Linked DNA regions of Homo sapiens: region 2 is linked to region 1. A link is an interaction called in ENCODE POLR2A ChIA-PET data of the cell type or tissue named here. Cell type or tissue: Caco-2. All regions are shown on one strand. Each heading gives the region's core, and the rest is flanking DNA. Links, peaks and the distances in the headings are about the cores only.

Region 1 (8,339 bases), core at 133-8,132:
TGCTCAATTAAACTTGGCTGAAGTTTTTCTTTTATCAGAAGGTAAAAGTTGACGATGAGAAGAAACGAACCTTCATTCATTGCTAGTGGGAAGGTAAAATGATGCAGCTGCTTTGGATAACAGGCACTTCCACAAACTATTAAACGTCGAGTTACCAAATGAACCTGTATTGCTATCCTTAGGTATATACCCAAGAGAAATGAACATTTACATCCATACAAAAACTTACATACAAATGTCCCATAGCAGGAAACAGCCCAAGTGTCCATTAAGGAATGAATGGGTAAACAAAATGTGGTATACCCATTCAATAAATTATTTGGCAATAAAAATGAATAAAGTACTGATACACACTACAATATAGATAAACCTTGAAAACATGCTAAGCAGCCAGACACAAAAAGTCACATATATTAACATACAACTATCCAGAATAGGCAAATCCATACAAACAGAACTAGAGTAGTAACTGCCTAGGGCTGGGGCAAGGGGGAAATGGGGAGTGACTGCTAATGGGTATAGGGTTTCTTTCTGGAGAAATGAAAATGTTCTGAAATTAGATAGTGGTGATCGTTTTACAACTCTGTAAAATATAGGAAAACCTCTGATTTTTACACTTTTTTTTTTTGTAGAGTTGGTGTTTCACCGTGTTAGCCGGGATGGTCTCAATATCCTGACCTTGTGATCTGCCCGCCTCAGCCTCCCAAAGTGCTGGGATTACAGGTGTGTGCCACTGCGCCCGGCCCTGAGTTGTACACTTTTAAAGAATAAATTTTACTGTATGCAAATTTTATATTCAGTATAGCTGTTACGTATAAAAAATAAAAGTAACAACCTGAAAACCTTCCATGGATTCTCATCCAGTTACAATGAAGCCCAAACTCCTGGCCATGCCTCAAGGCCCTATACCTACCTTTCCAGCCTCCGCTTCTACCATCTCCTCCCCACTTACAGTGCTCAAGATACAAGCCTCCTCCCGCATCCTCTCCACTTACTGAGAGTTCACTCCTATATTAGGCTCTTTCCACATACTGCTTCCTCTGCCTCAAATCTTCTTGTTTAAGACACTTCTCACTGTATCGCCCAGGCTAGAGTGCGGTGGTGTGACCATAGCTCACTGCAGCCTCCACCTCCTGGGCACAAGTGATCCACCTCAGCCTCCCAGTAGCTGGGACTACAGGCCTGCACCACCACGTCCAGCTAACTTTATTTTTATTTTCTATAGAGACGGGGTCTCACTCTGTTACCCAGGCTGGTCTCAAACTCCTAGCCTCAAGCAATCCTTCTGCCTCGGCCTCTCAAAGTGCTGGGATTACAGGTGTGAACCACCGTGCCCGGCCTGCTACCAAATCTTCACACGCCTGACTCCTACCCTTATTCAGAGCTCAGCTTAAATATTACCTCCTCAAAGAGGCCTCTAACGCCACAATCTCAAGTAGTCTTCCCACTCTTCCTCACTGTACTATCTCATTTTCTTTAGAGTACTTCCAGAAGATATCAGGTACAAGGCATAAGGTATATGAGGTGTCTTATTTTTTTCTGTCTCCTCTCCTCTCGTTATAGCCTATTAAAACATTAGTTGAACTGAACCGTCATGAAAAAAAATTACTATTCAAATGGCAACAGACAATAACTGAAATTATGAAATAGAACATCTTACAAGAGATAATGAATAACAAATTAAAGGTACCAATGGGTATGAGAGAATTTTAGAGAAGAAAATGACCTGTAGCTGCAACAGGTGTGGAAAGGCTTCATGGAAGCAATGAGAGTAGAAATGGACTTCGAGAGATTAAAGAAGTGTGAAAGGCATTACAGGCAAAAGGTACATGTGAACAAAGCACTCCTTGCTGCCTTGTCTATGACCCCCATGCTCTACCTGCATGCATGCGCACCGCCATGCCTCCTGGGAACGTAATGTAGAACTCAGAGCTCAAACCCTAGACTGTCGGTACCTCAAAGACAGAGAACAAGTTTTACTTTTTTGCACGCCTCCCCATACCTAATGCTGGGACATGTGACAAATGGGACAAATGAATAATAAAATAACACCAAGTTCAGGCATTATTCCTGAACTCTTACCATTATGATGAAAAGCAATTTCTACCTCCTCACAACCAAATGGCTTCTATTTTTGACCCCCTTTGGTCCTTTTGATCATGGGAGGAGGAAGTCAGTGCTTCCTTTTTTAGGTTTTTTAAAAAAAAATGTTTTAGGGACAGAACAACAACAACAAAAAGTACATCCCTCTATCCTACCCTTAAAGGGCCTTCTGAGCCTCAGCATACTTGTTCCCTGCTATCCATGGTGCTAGGGTCTGAACGTGCCCCCCAGATTCATATGCTGAAACTTAATAACCAATGTGATAGTATTAAGAGGTGGGGCCTTTAAGTGGTCATAAGGGCTCCTCCCCTGCAGTGTGGTGGCTCACACCTGTAATTCCAGCATTTTGAGAAGCCGATGCAGGCAGATCACTTGAGGCCAGAAATGCAAGACCAGCCTGGGCAATATAGTGAGACCTTGTCTCTACCAAAAATTTAAAAATTAGCCAGGTGTGGTGGCATGCGCCTGTAGTCCCTGCTACTCTGGAGGATGAGACAGGAGTACTGCTTGAGCCCAGGAGTTCCAGGCTGCAGTGAGCCAATATTGCACCACTCCACTCTAGCCTGAGCAACAGAGCAAGACCTCATCTCCAAAAAAAAACTTAATTTATTGTTTTTGTGTTTTTGTTTTAAGTCTTGTGTCTTATAAAAGAGGCTTCATCACCTTGGGAGTCTGAGGCAGGAGAACTGCTTGAGTATAGGAGCTTAAAACCAGCCTGGCCAATAAAGTGAGACCCTGTCTCTAGTGGAAAATTTTTAAAATTAGAAAAAATAAAATCAAAGAAGCTTAATGTGGCCTTTAGCCCTTTTCCTCCTCCATCCTTTCTGCCATGTGAGAATACAAAGTTCAAGGTGCAACCTTGGAAGCAGTCAACAGGCCTTATTAGACACCAAACCTGCCAGCACCTTCATCTTGGAATTCCCAGCCTCCAGAACAGTGAGAAATACATTTCTGTTGTTTATAAATTACTTGATCTCAGGTATTTTGTTATAGCCACACAAACAGACTAAGACACACTGTCCCTACATGGCATTTATAAGACATGAGTATTTCACTAGTTTCTAGAGTACTCAGATGTCAGCACGACATAATGGGAAGAAGTTTAATCCTAGCTATGGAGCCCCAGGTTTGAACGCTAGTTTCTCTTTAACTAGCTGTTTGACTTAGGACAAGTTACTCAACCTTTCTGAAGCCACATATTTGTCACTCAACTTTTTTTTTTTTTTTTTTTTTGGAGACATAGTCTCGGCGCTGTTGCCCAGGCTGGAATGCAGTGGCACGATCTTGGCTCACTACAACCTCCGCCTCCTGGGTTCAAGCGATTCTTGTACCTCAGCCTCTCGAGTAGCTGGGACTACAGGCGCACACCACCATGCCCAGCTAATTTTTGTATTTTTAGTAGAGACGGGGTTTCACCATATTGGCCAGGCTGGTCTCGAATTCCTGACCTTGTGATCCACCTGCCTGGGCCTCCCAAAGTGCTGGGATTACAGGCATGAGCCACCACGCCCGGCCAACTTTTTTTCTTTTTGAGAAGGTTTTCGCTCTGTTGCCCAGACTGGGGTGCAGTGGCTCAAACACAGCTCACTGTAGCCTCACTATAGACTCACTGTAGCCTCCTGGACTCAGGCAATCCTCCCACCTCAGTCTCCCAAGTAGCTGGGATTACAGGCATGCGCCACCACTCTGGCTAACTCTGTTTATTTTTTGTAGAGACAGGGTCTTGCCATGTTGCCCAGGCTGGTCTCTAACTCCTGGGCTCAAGTGATCCATCCGCCTTGGCCTCCCAAAGTGCTGGGTTACAGGCGTGAGCCACTGTACCTGACCAAGTTAGTTACTCAACCTTTCTGAGGCCATTTATTTATTTGTAAAGCAAATGATATAACAAAAACTGCTCTGGAGATCTGTGTGGGAATTAGAGATAATTTGCATTCATTAGTCAGTCCAGGGCCTGGCAGTTGCTTCGCCCCCTGCAAATGTTGGTTATGACCAAGTCACAAGAATTATAAAATGCCAGGGTTACAGGTTACTGCTGCCCAGACAGAAGGTGCTGAAGATCAGAAAATAGTTGATTTCTAGCTTCTTGGAAGTTAGATGATAAACAAGAATGACTCTGCATTATTTCAGTATTATCTGTCTGGCTAAGTAAGGGATGCTTGCTCCTGGATCTGTTGTTTAACTAGTACAAAAACTCTCAGAACTTAGAGGTGAGACTGTTAAAATATAACATCAGCCATTTAAATTCAACTACATGAAGCTGTACAAACAAGACCTTTTGTACTATGTCTTAAAGGCCAACCTGAGAGCTTAAACATCAAGTGGAGGGGGTAAAATACACAGAGTAATCCAAAAGCCTCTATTATCTACTCATGCTTTTTTAAAAAAAATCTAGTTTGGGCCGGGTGCAGTGGCTCACACCTGTAATCCCAGCACTTTGGGAGGCCTAGGCAGGTGGATCACCTGAGGTCAGGAGTTCAAGACCAGCCTGGCGAACATGGTGAAACCCCGTCTCCACTAAAAATGCAAAAAAAAAATTTAGCAGGTCATGGTGGCAGGAGCCTGTAGTCCCAGCTACTCGGGAGGCTGAGGCACAAGAATCGCTTGAACCCAGGAGGCAGAGGTTGCAGTGAGCCAAGATCACACCACTGCACTTCGGCCTGGGCAACAGACTGAGGCTCCGCCTCAAAGAAAAAAAAAATCTAGTTTGCTAAAGGAAAATACATGGTTGAAATATCTGATTCATTGTCCATTGTGAAAGTACATCATCTAAAAAACTTACAAAATTTCCAACTCCTTAAACCTTCTCACAATATGCACCAATACAGATTGTTAAAGAGCAGACTAGCATAATATAATACCATTTAACAATTTACTTGGTAGATTTTGAAGGGAACAGGTAATTCAACATGCCTTTCAGAATGGGTGAATTTATAGTTAACAGCTTGAAGCCCAATTTACTAGTTTTAGGATTGTTTGCCATCCTTCAGTTCCAGAAGTTAAAAGCCGAAGTTTAAATGCATATACTACAATGCCACTATGTGTATGTATATCTTAAAGGCAAGCACAAGCAATGAGGGCTGGAAAGGTGATATGGGGCAGGCATGATAACCCTTTCCTTTGACAATATCATTAGAGATGGATGCGGACTAAAATGATAATAGAAAAGGTAAGGCCAAGCCATAAAAGCAAGGACCTCTTGTGGACCATAAACAAACTCTACAAGAGGAGTTTCAGGTATGCTGTGACAATGACCATGCCATCTTTTTGTAGCTGTACTCATTTGTCAAAACTCAGCTCAGGAATCGCCTCCTCTAAAAAGCCTTCCCAAATCTCACCTCCTCCTAAATGCTGGGTTAGCTGCCTCTTCTGTAAGCATGCACATCTTGCAGCCTCAGTTAATTTTTTTTTTTCTCAGAGACAGGGTCTTGCTCTGTTGCCCAGGCTGGAGTGCAGTGGCATGATCACAGATCACTTCAACCTCAACCTCTTGGGCTCAAGTGATCCTCCCACCTCAACCTCCCGAGTAGCTGAGACTACAGGTGTGTAAAACCACACCCAGCTAATTTTCTTACATTATTTTTAGTAAAGATGAGGTCTCGCTACGTTATCCAAGCTGGTCTTGGACACTTGGTCTCTAGCAATCCTCCAGCCTCAGCCTCCCAAAGTGCTGGGATTACAAACATGAACCACCACACCCAGCCCAATTGTGTTATTTTCTTCTTGTTTGCTTGCCTGTCTGACTGCCTGCCTCCACCAAAAAACAGCAGCTCCTTCAGGAACAGACCTTGTTTCACCTCTTTGCATCCCACAAGCCAAGATTGCCTGGCACTCAAACATTTGTTGAAAGACACATTTACCAGGACATTCAGTGCAGCATGCTCTGTATATCGAATGACTATAAATAACCTGAATTCCAATCAACAGGGGACTGATTAAATTGTGGTCCCAGGACTCCTGTGAGTCCATGAGACCTTTTCAGGGGTCCATGAGTTCCCCTTTAATTACATGTGTATAAAGCCAGATGTTCTTCAAATACTTTAACCAAAACAACATAGCACCAAAGACTGAATGAAGAACCAGATATGACAATAAAGTTTTCTTCTATTAGGCCAGAAAGATTTGCAAATGTGCAAAAATAACAGTACTTTTCTCATTAGATTTCATTTTGGAAAATAGTTAATTTTCACAGAAATCTGTTAACATACAGTGGATTATTGTTATTTTGATGAATTAATATTTTTAAATTTTCTCAATTTTCTTTCTTTTTTTTTTTTTTTGAGACACAGTCTCGCCCTGTCGTCCAGGCTGGAGTGCAGTGGGGCAATCTTGGCTCACTGCAACCTCCGCCTCCCGGGTTCAAGCAATTCTCAAGTAAATCTCAGCCTCCAGAGTAGCTGAGATTACAGGCATGTGCCACCACGCCCGGCTAATTTTTGTATTTTTAGTAGAGACGGGGTTTCACCATGTTCGTCAGGCTGGTCTCAAACTCCTGACCTCATGATCTGCCCGCCTCAGCCTCCCAAAGTGCTGGGATTACAGGCATGAGCCACCGAGCCCGGCAAATTTTCTAAATTTTAATTTCAAATCCATTTAACATCTATATATGTAACCCACATAAACAAAGCTTCTTTGGTTCTCAATTTTCAAACGTGTTAAAAAGGACCTGAGGCCAAAATGTAAGAGAAAGGCTAAATAAACTATGATATATCTGTACAATAAAAAATAATGCAGATATCTTTTTAAAAGAATAAAGTAAACTGATACATGCTGATGGAAACCACTATCTAAGCTTTACTGCTAAGTTTTTCTTAAGTGCAATACAAAGAACAAATGTGTACATTAAAAAAAAGAGGCACTGCTATACACACATAAATGCTATAGATATATGACAAAATCTTTGGATACACATCCAAAAAAAGTTAAAAGCAGATACCCCTGTGGAGAGAAACTGGGGAACCAAGAGTCAGGGATAGGCATGAAACTTTCCACTCTATTCCTAGTGTATTATTTGAAAATTTTACTATCTGCATGTACCTTTTTACCTTTTCAAAAGTAAAAATGGAATAACAAATTATATTTGAATATTGGAATTATACATGAGTACTTAACTCACATTAAAAAACAGTATTTAACAAAATTGGAAAATACTAGATGACACATTGTTAAAGCAATTTTCAAAACAGTAATACTATAATACAATGCAATAATAATGTAACTCAAAATCTATGTGTGTGTGTGTGGAAGGTGGCTCATGCCTGTAATCCCAGCACTTTGGGAAGCCAAGGCGGGCAGATCACTTGAGGTCAGGAGTTCGAGACCAGCCTGGCCAATACGGTGAAACCGTCTCTACTAAAAATACAAAAAATTAAGCCAGGCATGGTGGCAAGTGCCTATAATCCCAGCTACTTGGGAGGCTGAGGCAGGAGAATCACTTGAACCCGGGAGGTGGAGGTTGCAGCGAGCCAAGAGCCGAGAACACGCCACTGCACTCTAGCCTAGGCGACAGAGCAAGGCTAGACTCCATCTAAAGCAAAACTCCATCTAAAAAAAAAAAAAAAGTATTAGCAGTGACTTTTCCTTCCAGTTGGTAAATTACAAGTGATTGTTTTCATCTTTATAAACTTTTGCTAACTTATACATATTATTTCTATAATCAGAAAATCAGTTTATATGTATGCTACATATATCCATACCTAAATAAAATATTTTTCATTTTTTTATTTACTTTCTGAGACAGAGTCTTGCTCTGCCGTCCAGGATGGAGTACAGTGGCGCAATCTCAGCTCACTGCAACCTCTGCCTCCTGGATTCAAGCGATTGTCCTGCCTCAGCCTCTTAAGTAGCTGGGACTATAGGCACACGCCACCAAGCCCAGCTAATTTTTGTATTTTTAGTAGAGCCAGAATTTTGCCATGTTGGCCAGGCTGGTCTCGAACTCCTGGCCTAAATGAAACATTTATTAAGCCAAAAAGTACACAAATAAAGTAGCACCTATAAACTACCAAGAACTTGAGTGAATATTTGTAAGCTACGTTTAAAACGCTCCCTATGTCGGCCGGGTGTGGTGGCTCACACCTGTAATCCCAGCACTTTGGGAGGCCGAGGCAGGTGGATCACCTAGGTCAGGAGTTCGAGACCAGCCTGGCCAACATGGTGAAACCCCGTCTCTATTAAAAATACAAAAATTAGCTGGGCATGGTGGTGGGCGCCTGTAATCCCAGCTACTTGGGAAGCTG
Region 2 (8,339 bases), core at 329-8,328, 1.4 Mb after region 1:
TTGATTAGCTTTGACCAATCAAATGCAGTGGAAATAATCCTGTGACTTCCAGTTCTTTTTTTTTTTTTTTTTTTTTAATGGAGTTTCACTCTTGTTGCCCAGGCTGGAGTGCAATGGCACGATCTCAGTTCACCACAACCTCCGCCTCCGGGTTCAAGCGATTCTCCTGTCTCAGCCTCCTGAGTAGCTGGGATTGCAGGTATGTGCCACCATGCCCGGCTAATTTTGTATTTTTAGTAGAGATGGGGTTTCTCCATGTTGGTCAGGCTGGCCTTGAACTCCCGACCTCAGGTGATCCATCCGCCTCAGCATCCCTAAGTGCTGGGATTACAGGTGTGAGCCACCACGCCCGGCCAACTTCCAGTTCTTAAGAGACCTTGCAGCCTTTGTTCATTCTCTTGGGATTCATCTACCATGTAAAGAAGTTCAAGTTAGACTACAAAAGAGACCTCACATAGGGAGAGAGAGAGGCCCAGTCATCCCCAGATGTTCCAGCCACCCCCAGTGAGGCACCAGACATGGGAATAAAGCCATCTTGGATATTCAGCCCTTCCAGATTCCTAGCTGAATGTATTCACACAAGTGACCTGGTTAATACCAGATGTGCCAGGAGAATGGTCTTGCAGAGCCCAGCCAATCCACAGAATCATGAGAAATAAAAAAATATGGTTTAAGCCATAGTTTGGGGGTATTGTGTTATAAAGAAATAAATAATGCATACAACATTTCTATCTTAATCGCTGACTTTCTTAATTTCTACTTTAGACTATTAAGTCACCTCTTGTATAACATCTTCATTGACCCTCTCCAACCAAACGGAAACTTCACTTTCTTTTGTGTCCTATCTGACTCCTTACTTCTTAGTATATATATTTGCTTGCACATCTATGTCCCCTACTGAACTGTGGACTTCTGGAGGCTGCCATCTGGGTTTTATTCACATTTATATCACCAACTCTATTAGAGAATGTCTGGCACAGTGGTAAGAGCTCAATAAATGTTTGATGAATTAATGAACTAAATGATTGAACTAATCATTGCACTGAGTCTTCCCTTTGACTGTAACAAAGTCTCCTCTCCTCCACCTCATGTACTGGCATGTCATCTCTTACTTCATCAAGTCTCTTCTCAGAAAGGACTTCCTCTACTACCACATCCAAAATAGTAACTTCCTCTCTCCTTTTCTATCCTTTTACCCTATTTTATTATTTTCCTTCATAGCACATATAACCATCTGAGAGTTTATATACCTATTTATTGTTTGTCACTCCCCAACAGAATATAAGCTCATGATGTCAGGGACCTTTTTTATTCACCACTATGCCCCAGTACTTAGAGCAATGCTTGGTACCTTATAGGTTTTCAACAAATATTCATTGGATAAATAAGTAAATGTATGTTTCATAAAAGGAACAACAAATGTGGGTGATTTTTCCACTTTTGCTTTTGGTTGTTTTGCATTTTAGCTTGAGCCCTTACACTGGGCATGATTAGGACACCTTAAGATCCAGTTCAGCTCTCCATCCTGGGCACACTGAAAACTACTCTTCCCAGCTATCTTGCAGTTAGATGTGGCCACGTGACTACGTCTGGCCAAGGGGCTCTGCAGGGAAGTGACAGGTAGCACTTCTGGGCTGAAGCACAGCCTGGAGGGTGCAGCTCTCCAGGGGCTCTCGCTTTGCCTTGTGCTGAGATGATGGAGCCACCGGATCAAAGGCGCCTGGGGTTTCTGAGCCACTGTATGGAGAACAGCTGCCCTGGAGAGTCGCCCATAACCACAGGGGACTTTGCATGAGTCAGAAATAAACTTTTGTTAAGTTAAGCCACTGAGATTTCAGAGTGGGCTGTTACTGAAACACAGCCTAGCCCAATCTGATCACAAAAAGCCTATTTGGTTTAAATTCCTTTACATTTAAGAAACAAAAGAGGCAAATGCAGAGGAAAGAGAGAAAGAATGAGGGGTTTTCATCATCTAAATACTAATTTACAATTTCAAAGTACAAAAATATCCACTCTGAGCCTGACATGGTGCCAGGTACCAGCCACACCCTGAGGACACAGAGATGAATCTTAGTCTCTCCTCACAGTTTACACACCAGTGAGAAAGACCGCATGCCATTAAAATATGGTGGGATAGTGCATGGTTGTAGTTATACTATCTGTGTGTTCAGGGCACATGGAGGGTGGGACCCTTCATTCTGACCAGATGCTATTTCCATATTAAGGTCACTCTGGGCACTAATAGCCAGGTATGTTGGACACATTTTCTCTAATATTTATAACAACTCTGCATCATGGGAAGGATTAGCCCATTCTACAGATAAGGAACCTCAAGGTCAGAGAGGTTAAGCACCTGGCTCAAAGTCACAGTGCAAGTAAGCACTGTATTTGCTGGTAGCTCCTAGAGGTCTGTACAGCACAAGCTCCCTCTTCTAATTCCTGCCCAGTGACCCAGTTCTGACTTTAATATCTTGAATTATTCTGCCCGCTCCTCACCCCTGGGGTTATTGTTTCCTTTCTGTGTATTTGCAATGGCAAAGTCAAAATCCCAACTATCTGCCATAAAATATGAAGAAAAGTATTACTTTTAACTAGAAGGCTGTGGTCACGGCAGCCGGAACCTAGCAGGGCGGGTGGGTCAGCTGACAGTAAGGGTCTTACAAACCCATGCCGCTTGTCTCTCCCCACCAACCTCATCTTGCCACTTCTGCAAAGTCATTGAGGGAACAACTGCTGACTCTGAAGAACAGCCAAGAAGCACAACTCTGAAGCTGGTGCACTCATGCCGAGCTGTCCTCTGGGCCTACTGCCTTCGAGCCTGGAGTCCTCCCATTGCTGTGTCTTGGTTGGTTTTATAGTTTCTTTAAGACTAAAAATACCTTGAAGTGGCCCCTTGCCCTTTATTCATTGGTCAGTCCAAACCTGTGGTCCAATTGCTTCTCTAATGAGAGGTAATGAAGGAGGAAGTGGGGAAGTCAGCCATCTGGACTGCAGGCAGGTGCAGGTGGCCCTAGGAGAAGCCAGAAGGGCTCCTGCCATTGCAACTTTGCTTGGTGAATGTACTAGGGAAGGACAAGGAACAGAAACGCAGGCATCAGCTAAAGAACAGAAGATCTTTAGAAACAAAGTATTTCTAATCCTTATCTTTCGTTGAGACATCATTAGCCCAAGAACCAGGACATTTTGTCAGTGGCAAAATTCAACGATATCAAGGTAAAGGGCAAGGTAGACATGTTGTTCTAACAGTTTCTAAGGGCAAATGCCAGGGGTGTGTGGGTGTGTTTAAAATAGATCTTGGCCAGACACGGTGGCTCACGCCTGTAATCCCAGCACTTTGGGAGACTGAGGCGGGTGGATCAACTGAGGTCAGGAGTTCGAGACCAGCCTGACTAACACAGAGAAACCCCATCTTTACTAAAAATACAAAATTAGCCAGGCGTGGTGGTGCATGCCTGTAATCCCAGTTACTGGGGAGTCTGAGGCAGGAGAATCACTTGAACCCAGGAGGCAGAGGTTGCGGTGAGCCAAGATCGTGCCATTGTACTTCAGCCTGGGCAACAAGAGTGAAACTCCATCTCTAAATAAATAAATAAATAAATAAATAAATAAATAAAAATTTTAAAAAATAAAATAAAATAGATCTTACCCACAATTACAATTGGGCCAAGACTTGAACCTAAATCACTCTTACTCCAAAATTCACACAAAACCCAAGCATCTTCCATTTTACCCAGTGTGCCTATATCAAGTCATATGTTGAAAATTGGAAAACATTCATTCTTCTCATTTGTGTCACAAGCTCCTGGGTTTTCACATGGACCTTTTGAGGACAATATTTTAACCAGTGATTTTCAATCTTTCTTTCTGGCTCCAAACAAACCAAAAATAAATATCCATATTTCTACCACAAGCAGTAGCTCACTGTGTCACAGACATAAAGTTTGAATGCAGAGCAGGGGTTCAGGGAAGAAAGCATGTGCGCACTGAACAAGCCTCTCAGGGTATTTGGGTATATAATGGAGACAGATAGGTAATGTGGGTGTCTACCTGGCACAGACCCTTGGATCGAGCTATGGTCGGGCCTGGTCTTCATGAGACAGATCTGTTTCATTCCTCTTTTTAAAAAAATTTTAAACATTTACCATTATTAAGACAATTAAAAATAAACTCTAGTCAGGGTGAAGTGGTTCACACCTGTAATCCCAGCACTTTGGGAGGCCAAGGTGGGCAGATCACGAGGTCAAGAGCTCGAGACCATCCTGGCCAACATGGTGAAACCCCATCTCTACTAAAAATACAAAAATTAGCTGGGCGTGGTGGCGGCTGCCTGTAGTCCCAGCTACTCGGGAGGCTGAGGCAGGAGAGTCTCTTGAACTCGGGAGGCGGAGGTTGCAGTGAGCCAAGATCGCGCCATTGCACTCCAGCCTGGCGACAGAGCAAGACTCCGTCTCAAAAAAAATCAAAAAACAGAACTCTAATCTGCTTGGATCACTCTCTGTTCCCTTTCCATTTCGCTGGAAAATTAGACACAGCTGGAAGCTACATGTATAGGAGGACATGGACGTTGGCATCAGAGAGATCCAGTCTTGAATTCCAATTTCTCTCCAGGCAGGGCAATAAACGCCTCGAGCCTCAGTTTCATCATCCTTAGAACCAGGTTTGGAGTGTCTTACAAGCAATAGACAATAAATGGTGAGTTTTCGGGTACGCTGCTCTCTCAGAATGTAACTTCACAAGTACACTTCCAAGAATTGGCCTAGTGCATATAACTGCCCTTTGTAATAGCTATAGTGTATTCCATTGTGATACTGTGTCACAATCTGCCTGCCATTTCCCCAATACTGGGAATTTGGATTGTTTCCAGTTTTCCTTTCTTATGAATTGATCTGCTGTGAACATCTTTAGACAGATGGATTTTTTTCCCCCTTAAGTTATTTCCTTAGAGAAAATTCCCAGAAGTGGAATTACTGGGTCAAAGAGTAGGAACAGCTCTGTAGCCCTTGTTATTTATTGCCAGATGAATTCTCATTTTCTAAGAAGGCTGTCAGCTGGGAGAGCGCTGCATATGAGGTAGTTTCCATATACCACTGCTGTCTCTGCCATGAGCTCTACTGGAAGAACCATCCCCAGCCTCTGTCATTCTGTGGTTGGCACTAAGTTGTAGGAGGTAGGGACTAGAGAAGAAAGATAAAGACCTGGAATGTGTAGGGATGCAGGGCTGGGAGAAGGAAAATGGACAAAGCTCTGTGCATTTAGGGATTAGGGTCTGATATGACTAAGCACTTTGATCTAGAAGTAAATGATGCTGGGAGAAAAATCCTTCAAATAAGTTAATATTTATTGCTTTTGTTCTACATACATTTATGAGCACTTACCTAACATGTGCCAAGCACTAACATTTATATGATGTCTGAACCTGTCCCCCAACTCCTTTTGTAATTTGAGGAAGACAAGGGGGTTAAAGTCTAGCCCTGCTTAGGCTTCTCTTTGGCTAAGATACTGGAAGAGAGAAATCTTGCTTAAGAAACTATGAAGGCAAAATTGAGAATATGAGTAAAGCCGCAAACCAGAGGCAGATAATAAAACTGGTGGCGCAGACACAAATCAAGGACTACCCTGAGATGTGTGAACGAAAAAGTCAGGACAAGAGCGATGGGAATGTTTATGAGGTGAAGTGGAGACCTGGGGGAGATGATAAATCAAAGCAGTGTCCTGAAAGCTTTTACATGATGCTGTTCAAATCTCAAATATCTTTGCCAACATTGTTTTCTACTTGATCTAGCAATAACCAAGAAAGCTGTATTAAAATAGTGAAGGATTTGTTAATGCCTCTTCATAGATCAAACCGTTTTTGTTTCTATATTTTGAAGGTGTATTATTAGGTAAATATAAGTTTTCAACTGTTATGTTCCTAACAAATCGAAACTCTTACCATTATGTAGTGATTTTATCTTTTTAAATGCTTTTTTCCTCAAAGTCTGTTTTGTTTTGTTGGCCTGCTTTCTTTTGGTTAATATTTTCCTGACATATTTTTTCTAGGCTTTGACATTCAAACTTTTTTTGTCCTTGTATTTTATTTAGTTAGTCTCTTATAGAAAGGACATAGCTGGAGTTTGTTTCTATGCGGTATGAGGGTCTTGGTGCTTTAACAAGACAGCTTAATCCATTTTCCTTCTGTTTCTTTCTTGCTTGCTTTCTTTTCTTTCTTTCTCTTTATCTTTTTTTTTTTTTTTTTTTTTTTTGAGACAGAGTCTCGCTCTGTCCCCAGGCTGGAATGCAGTGGTGCAATCTTGGCCCACTGCAACCTCCACCTCCCGGGTTCAAGCAATCCTCCTGCCTCAGCTTCCCAAGTAGCTGGGACTACAGGCACGCACGGCCACACCCAGCTTATTATTATTATTATTGTATTTTCAGTAGAGACGAGGTTTCACCATGTTGGGCAGGATGGTCTCAATCTCTGGACCTCGTGATCCACCCGCCTCAGTCTTCAAAGTGCTAGGATTACAGGCGTGAGCCACCACGTTCCTTTCTTATTTCCTTTCTTTCTTTTTCTTCTTTCCTTCTTTCCTTCCTTCCTTCTTTTTCTTTCTTTCTTTCTTTCTTTTTCTTTCTTTCTTTCTTCTCTCTCTCCCTCCCCTCTTTCTTTCTTCCTTTCTTCTCCTTCCTTCCTTCTTTCCTCCCTCCCTTCCTTCCTTCCTTCTTGCTTTCTTTTTCTTTCAAGATGGGGTCTTGCTATATTGGCCAGGCTGATCTTGAATTCCTGAGCTATGGCAATTCTCCCACGTCAGCCTCCCAAGTAGTCAGAATTACAAGGGTACACCACTATGCCCAGAATTTTTTCCCCTTATTTTGATTACTGACTTATTTGGATTTATGTCTACTCTCTTATTTCTATTTATCCTTCTATTCATTCTGCCTTTCCTGTTTTACACCCACCCTTCCTACCTCCTTTGGATTGACTGCATTTTTTCTCTTCCCCATCCTAGTTCTTCCCCTACAAGTTTGGAATTAATTAATTAAAGTGCTATGTCATTCTTTTGGACAAAGTTTAAATAGTATTTTTTTCCCCAAACATACTATGACTTCAGGGTGCCTTAAATCTGATCTCCCACTCCTCTAAATTCACATGCTACTTTTGTCTATTCTAGGCTCTTTGCCCCCAACAGACACTAGACATTATTATCATTTCATAAATTAAACGTTTTCTTAAGTTTTATCTGTAAATTTGCCAAAATACACATTCACCATCTGTCCTTGCACCCTCCATCTATTCTGTCTGAGATATATTCCTTAACAAACATTTATTCAGTGTCTGTTGTTTGTAAACTTTGTATTTTTGTTTTTTTCTGAAACGTTCGTATTTTGCCCTTATTTTTGACTGGTTATTTTCCTGGGTATGAGATTCTAGGTTATTTTATGTCACTGCATTGACCATTTCATTTCACCCTTTTCTGGCTTCAATATTTTCTCTAGAGAAGTCAGCCCTCAGAAAAATTGCTGCTCTATTGAGAAAAGTTTTGCCTTTCTGACATTATCTTTTCCTTCTTCCCATCTCTAAATATCTTTTTTGATTTTCTGAAGTTTTGCCATGATTTGCCTATACATATATCTCCACATATATATTAATATATACATATTTTTTGATTATCCAGCTTGGAATTTATTGTTGTTTGGAACTGCAGGTTGCTTTGTATTGCCTCCCTGTTCTCCGGAACACAGACTCTGAGTAAAAGATTAGCATGCTGAAAACTCACTTGGGAGGGTTCTCAGAACTGCGATCTGCGGAAGAAGCAAAGGAATAGGACTGGGCACAGAGTGAAGCTGGGTGGTGACGCAGTCACACAAAAGCCCTCATCCCATTCCATAGAGAGCTCTGGTGTTTGAAGAGCCCTGAAGCATTGTTCCTAATTGGGGCAATGGGGCTGAGCTTTTATGACCACGCAGCAATGACCCATTATGCTCAGGGCTGCCCTTAAGGAAGGTGTGTGGCATTGAGCGAGGCAACTCTCTTCAGCTGAGGGCAGCCTCTGGGACTGGACTCAGCCATATGCTGTCAATGGTCAACACTCTTAGTAGCTGGGGGAATGAGTGCTTTGATCCTGGGGGTGGGGAGACAGAATTTGGCTGGGGCGCCACAACATCCATGCCAGTCCATGCCTCATGTTGCTCAGATCCACTCCTTTGGTGTGTGTCCTGAAAGCAGATCTTTTAGGATTCTAGTGGACCTCTTTTTCTAGAGAAACTTAAAAGAGGAAGGTTAATGCTGTAAACTAATGTGTTGCCTGCTGCACCTGATCCCAAGGACAAAACAGATACTCAGCATCTTCTTCGTCTCCTAT

Evidence for each region. Peaks named below come from ENCODE experiments on the same cell type or tissue, not always from the same donor. Only the 100,000 strongest peaks of a DNase experiment are listed, where the experiment ranks them.
Region 2: POLR2A ChIA-PET joins it to region 1 with 5 read pairs; 1 of 35 experiments calls an interaction of 5 or more read pairs at or near these places.

Annotation. Positions count from the first base shown.
Region 1 is chr1:65,154,967-65,163,305 of GRCh38, reverse strand. All of the region lies in intron 1 of AK4 (adenylate kinase 4), which reads right to left. Among named protein-coding and RNA genes, the nearest start is that of AK4, 11 kb to the right of the region's middle. In Caco-2, for the core only: no CTCF peak of the experiment used is centred there; a DNase peak (open chromatin) is centred at 4,505.
Region 2 is chr1:63,707,802-63,716,140 of GRCh38, reverse strand. All of the region lies in intron 1 of LOC105378771 (a long non-coding RNA gene), which reads right to left. Among named protein-coding and RNA genes, the nearest start is that of ROR1, 62 kb to the left of the region's middle. RefSeq lists an enhancer at 1,566-2,067. In Caco-2, for the core only: no CTCF peak of the experiment used is centred there; DNase peaks (open chromatin) are centred at 5,170 and 5,474.